Regions from separate parts of the Homo sapiens genome. Here region 1 is linked to region 2. A link is an interaction called in ENCODE POLR2A ChIA-PET data of the cell type or tissue named here. Cell type or tissue: HepG2. All regions are shown on one strand.

Evidence for each region. Peaks named below come from ENCODE experiments on the same cell type or tissue, not always from the same donor. Only the 100,000 strongest peaks of a DNase experiment are listed, where the experiment ranks them.
Region 1: POLR2A ChIA-PET joins it to region 2 with 5 read pairs; 3 of 35 experiments call an interaction of 5 or more read pairs at or near these places.

The regions. Positions count from the first base shown.
Region 1 is chr11:622,039-624,538 of GRCh38, forward strand. CDHR5 (cadherin related family member 5) reads right to left here. Exons shown (of 15, transcript NM_021924.5): 3 at 2,175-2,225. Among named protein-coding and RNA genes, the nearest start is that of CDHR5, 1.7 kb to the right of the region's middle. In HepG2, no CTCF peak of the experiment used is centred here; no DNase peak of the experiment used is centred here; H3K4me3 peaks cover 90 bases.
Region 2 is chr11:853,610-856,109 of GRCh38, forward strand. The region is part of intron 3 of TSPAN4 (tetraspanin 4); the gene reads left to right. Among named protein-coding and RNA genes, the nearest start is that of TSPAN4, 12 kb to the left of the region's middle. RefSeq lists an enhancer at 898-1,411. In HepG2, no CTCF peak of the experiment used is centred here; no DNase peak of the experiment used is centred here.

The DNA.
Region 1 (2,500 bases), 230 kb before region 2:
CCCCTCGACGGCCACCCGTCCCTGCTGTGAGTGAGGTGCACCCCTCAACGGCCACCCGTCCCCGCCGTGAGTGAGGTGCACCCCTCAACGGCCACCCGTCCCCGCCGTGAGTGGGGTGCACCCCTCGACGGCCATCCGTCCACTCGCTCATTCAGTTGTTGGGGGGCTACAGGGGCTGCACAGCTCTAGGCGTTGGGATTCAGAGATCACAAGAGACAAATCTCTGCCTGGTGGTGCCTGTCCTGGCAGGACTTATAACAACAGACAAAAAGGACTTTATAAAGCCAGGAGGTGGCAGGTGCTCCACAGAAAAATAATGCAGGTACTTGGGGATGCAGCCAGCAGAATCTCAGGTGAGGAAAGACAATCCATTTTCTTTTCTCTGTTTTTTTTTTTTTTTGGTTTTTGTTTTTGTTTTTTGGTTTTTGGGTTTTTTTGGATACAGTCTCGCTCTGTCGTCACCCAGGCTGGAGTACAGTGGTGTGATCTCGGCTCACTGCAACCTCTGCCTCCCAGGTTCAAGCGATTCTCCTGCCTCGGCCTCTGCCCACCTCGGCCTCCCAAAGTGCTGGGATTACAGGTGCCTGCCACCATGCCCAGCTAATTTTTGTATTTTTAGTAGAGACGGGGTTTCACCATTTTGGCCACATTGGTCTCGAACTCTTGACCTCAGGTGATCTACCCGCCTCGGCCTCCCAAAGTGCTGGGATTCCAGGTGTGAGCCACGGCGCCCAGCCAGGACTCTTCTTTTTAGAACATAACCACAATGTCGTTGTCACACCTGGGAAAAGCGGTCACTTTCTACCTCAAATGTCCAGGATGCCACATTCCCCGTGGTCTCTGAAGGGTTTTTTAACAATTGTTTGTTTGAATCAGGGCCCACATTATGGACCTGGTTGGTAATTCTCCTGAGTTTCTGTTCATCTGTACCTTTCCCTTTCTCCCATCTTTTTTCCTGGAGATTTATTTGTGAAGAAACTGGATTGTCAGCCGGGCACGGTGGCTCACACCTGTAATCCCAGCACTTTGGGAGGCCGAGGCGGGCAGATCACCTGAGGTCAGGAGTTTGAGACCAGCCTGACCAACATGGAGAAACCCCGTCGCTACTAAAAATACAAAAATTAGCCGGCCGTGGTGGCGCATGCTTGTAATCCCAGCTACTCAAGAGGCTGAGGCAGGAGAATCGCTTGGACCCGGGAGGCGGAAGTTGCAGTGAGCCGAGATCGCTCCACTGCACGCCAGCCTGGGTGACAGAGTGAGACTCTGTCTCAAAAAAGAGTCTCTCTCTTTCAGAGACATATCCCAAGATATGTGCAGGTGACGTGCCGTGGTGCATGGAGGGCACAGAGCCTGCTGTGTGCTGGTAGGTGAGGGGGCCTGTGCTGGCCTCAGGATTCTGCAATTTTCCTTAATAAAGCCGAAAAAAATGCCGCCGGTCAAGAAGCAGGATGTTGGGGGAGCGGGGCTGGGATGCAACAGGGCATAGGGTGGTTGGGATTTCTCTGAAGACTGCAGTCCTGAGCCGGTGAGGGAGGGGCGTGCCTGGCGGGAGCCCTGAGGCTGCAGTGGAGCCTCTGCACAGTATGTCTGGGTTTGACTCGGTGAGAAAGGAGCCGTGGAGGGCTGGGGTGGGCTGGGCAGCCTTGGTTTACAACATCCACAGGGGCTGTTCTGCCACGTGGAGTGGACTGGGGCCAGCAAAGGGCAACAGGGAAGCCGGTGGGCCAGCTGGAAGTTTCCCAAAATGAGTGCTGGTGTCCCGGCCCTGATGGGACTGGAGGTGGACAGACTCTGGATTTCTGGGTCGAGCTGGGGCACAGCCAACAGATTTACCAGTGGGGGGCTGTGGGGGACACGTGGGGAGGGAGGGCGAGTGGGAACCAAGGTGGTCCCCGTGACTGGCAGGATAAAGGTGCCTCCCTTGTGGATGGTTGAGGGAGTGGGTGGGAGTCTTGGGCACACTGGATGGGGTGTCTGCTGGACAAGGGGTCAGTGACGGGGACTCCACAGCTCAGGGCAGAGTCTGGACTGGAGGAAATGTGGGCATCACCCTCGGGGGGGTGGAATTTGAAACCACACCCTAGCTGACGTCATCAAAGACTGGTCCTGGACCGGCAGGGCAGAGCCCAGCAGAGGTGGCCGGGTGGGGCGGGGAGAGCGGGGCGGGGACTCACCAATGTGCCTCCGCTCTGACACAGCAGCTGAGCCTCAAGCAGTGACTTCTCCTGTGGATGTAGACAGGTCTGCAGTCACCGTCCTGCCCCACAGGTGGGGAGACTGAGGCCAAGTGGGCAGGCGCTGGCCCAGGGTCCCCATCATCAGTGGTCAGTGCTGAGGGTGTGGGCCCAGGCAGCTTCATCCCGAAATGGCCCAGCCTTCTAGGGCAGGCACCACCAAGCATGGGTGTCAGTGGATGCCCGCAGGCATAGAACTCCTAGGCCCCCAAGGGAGGTGTGGCCTGAGGATGCAGGTGCCCTTCTCCCGGGACCCCCATATCCCG
Region 2 (2,500 bases):
GGGGCAGCCAGGGTGGGGAGGTAGGATGTGTCCTGGCCTGGTGGTGGGGGACCCGGTGGGGCCTTCAGAGTTCAGAGCACTGGTGCCAACTCCTAACCCCATGGACATCTGGGGACATGCTACCTGCCTTCAGCAAATAGAGGCCCTCACCCGGTGATGGCAGCTCCGCTGGGGCACAGCCACTGAGCCTTCCTTTGAGCCCTCCCTGCAGAGGTTGGGGAGTGGGAAGCAGGCTGCCTGTGGTGGGGCCGGGGTGTCTCCTGGGAGCCTCATTCCGGGGGAGGCTGGGTGCAGGGCCCGTGAGCCTGAGCGAGGTGTCCTGGTCCAAGGCAGGTGCCGACACAGACACAGGTTAGCAATGGTGAGGGCGTGGGGGGCTCTGCTGCCCTGGGACCCCCACCTTCAGGCCTCTGTGCTGCCTGGTCAGCTCAGCTGCTGCCAGCGACACTCTTCCCCTAATGGAAGTGGAGGTCCCGGGGCGGAGGGGAGAGGACGGGGCCTGCTCTTCCCGCCTGTCAGGGATGGAGGCAGCCGAGCTATTTAGCAAGGTGCCACCACGAAGGGCTGTCCTCCCGCCCTCCTGGCCTCGGCTCCTTCCAGACGCTGCTCCCCAGGGTGGGTGCTGCTCCCCTTTCTCTTCACCCGCAGCACCAGGAGCTTGGTGGAAGCTCCGGCCGTCTCCGCACTGTATGGTTAGGGCCTGGCTGGGGGACCGGGTGGGGGTTGGAGTCCCACCTGCCAGTGCGGGACGCCGGGCAGGTTCTGCCCTCCTTGAGGCCTCATTTTCCCATCTGCACCATGTGGGGCGGTAGAGGGTGAGGTCCCCATATACTGGCCTGGCTCGGGGGTTGAATGGAAATGTGGGAGGCCTCTCAGTTCCCCACCACCTGCGCTGATCCCCGGGGAGACCCCCCAGGTGGGCAGTGTGAGTCTCGGAGCCAGGTGGTCCAGGGCCCCAGCCTGGAGGGGCACGGGGGCTGTCCTGGCTCTGCGCTGCCTGGGCTGTCAACCCTGGAGGTGTGGGGGCCCCTCAGCCTCACTGCCCACTCTCTGTTGTTCCAAAGGAAAGTCCTGGCTGCGCTTGAGGCCTCTGCTCTAAGATCAGCAGTGAGCCTGGTGGAGGGGGTGCAGTGGGGGCCAGCCTTGGCTTCCCCTCCCCTGGGATGAGCTGAGACGATGTCTGGCAGATGGCATGGCCGGCCTGCCTGGCGCTGGCCTCTGGGCAGCACAGTGTCCCCAAGGGTGGCAGAGGGCTCTGCCTTCAGCTCCCAGGCCTCTCTTTGAGGAGTTTAACATCCCAGGCCAGCCTTTGGATCAATTGTTCGGAAACAATCCGTTTCTGAACAAAGGCCCTGACGCTGGCAACCACAGCGTGTCTGAGCCTTGGGGAGTGTGTGGCTCCCTGTGGGTGGGGAGCAGCAGCGGTCGGTCGGGGGACACTGCCTACCCAGCTGTGGGCTCCAGGCAGCTCTGGTGCTGTTGGGGGTAGGTCAGACTTGTCCACCCAGTGACACAGGCCTGGCTCCACGGGGCCTCTGCAGGTTCCAGGTCCCAGCTGGCGGCAGGGCAGGCAGGCCGGGCCTCTGTGTGGAGAGGGCTGTCTCTGGGGGCAGAGATGTGGCATTGGCAGCCCAGGGCTGCAGGGGGCAGGCAGAGAAGTCAGGAGGCCCACGCAGGGGGACGGGAGTGAGCGTGGGGGACCTGGGCTTCCAGCCGCGCTTGTGCGATGTGAGCCGTGGTCCTGGCCTGATGACGGCAGGCCACCTCCTTGCTGTTCCCACGCAGCCCTGCTGCACCCACAGCCCCGCTGGGTCACAGTCTCCTCCTGGATTCCTGTGCCTCCAGCAAACTCCTACCCACCCTGCAGGAGCCAGCATTGGCACCCTGGGCAGGTGCCCACTGACGAGGGCTGTTCTGCTCTCCCTGCTTTGGACACTGGCCTCAGGGTGGGCCTTGGTCACTGGGTGGGGCTGGTCTCCTCATCTCTGGGCCCTGGGGTCCCTTGGAGAGCTCCTAGGGTCAGGGGTGAGGGAACGGAGGACAGATGGGGATGTGGAAACAGGACGTCGCTCAGGGCCCACAGCTTTAAGGAAACAAATCACAGCGAGCCACACAGATTGTAAGTGGACAGACTTGTCATCCCTGGAAACCAGCATCCCAGCCATGACGGGGACGTTCCCGCCAGCCCAGAGGGTCCTGAGGCTGTGCTGGCTGCTAGCATCCCTGTGTCTGGACAGAGCCCTGGCCCCTGCAGGGACCCAGCCCCCCATCCTATTCCAAGGACGTGGCTGGCAGCCCAGCCATCTGCCACAAAGCCGCATGGCCAGAGGGGCAGTGGGCTGAGGGCTGAGAGCTGGCCAGCGTGGCCCCCGTGGGCCCGGAGGGAGCATACTCGATGGACTCCAGTGACTGCACCCCTGCCCAAGGCCTACAGGAGGCTCAAGGGGGCCGTCCCGCAGCACCTGCCCAAGAGGCTCAGGTGGGCTGTCCAGACTGGAAA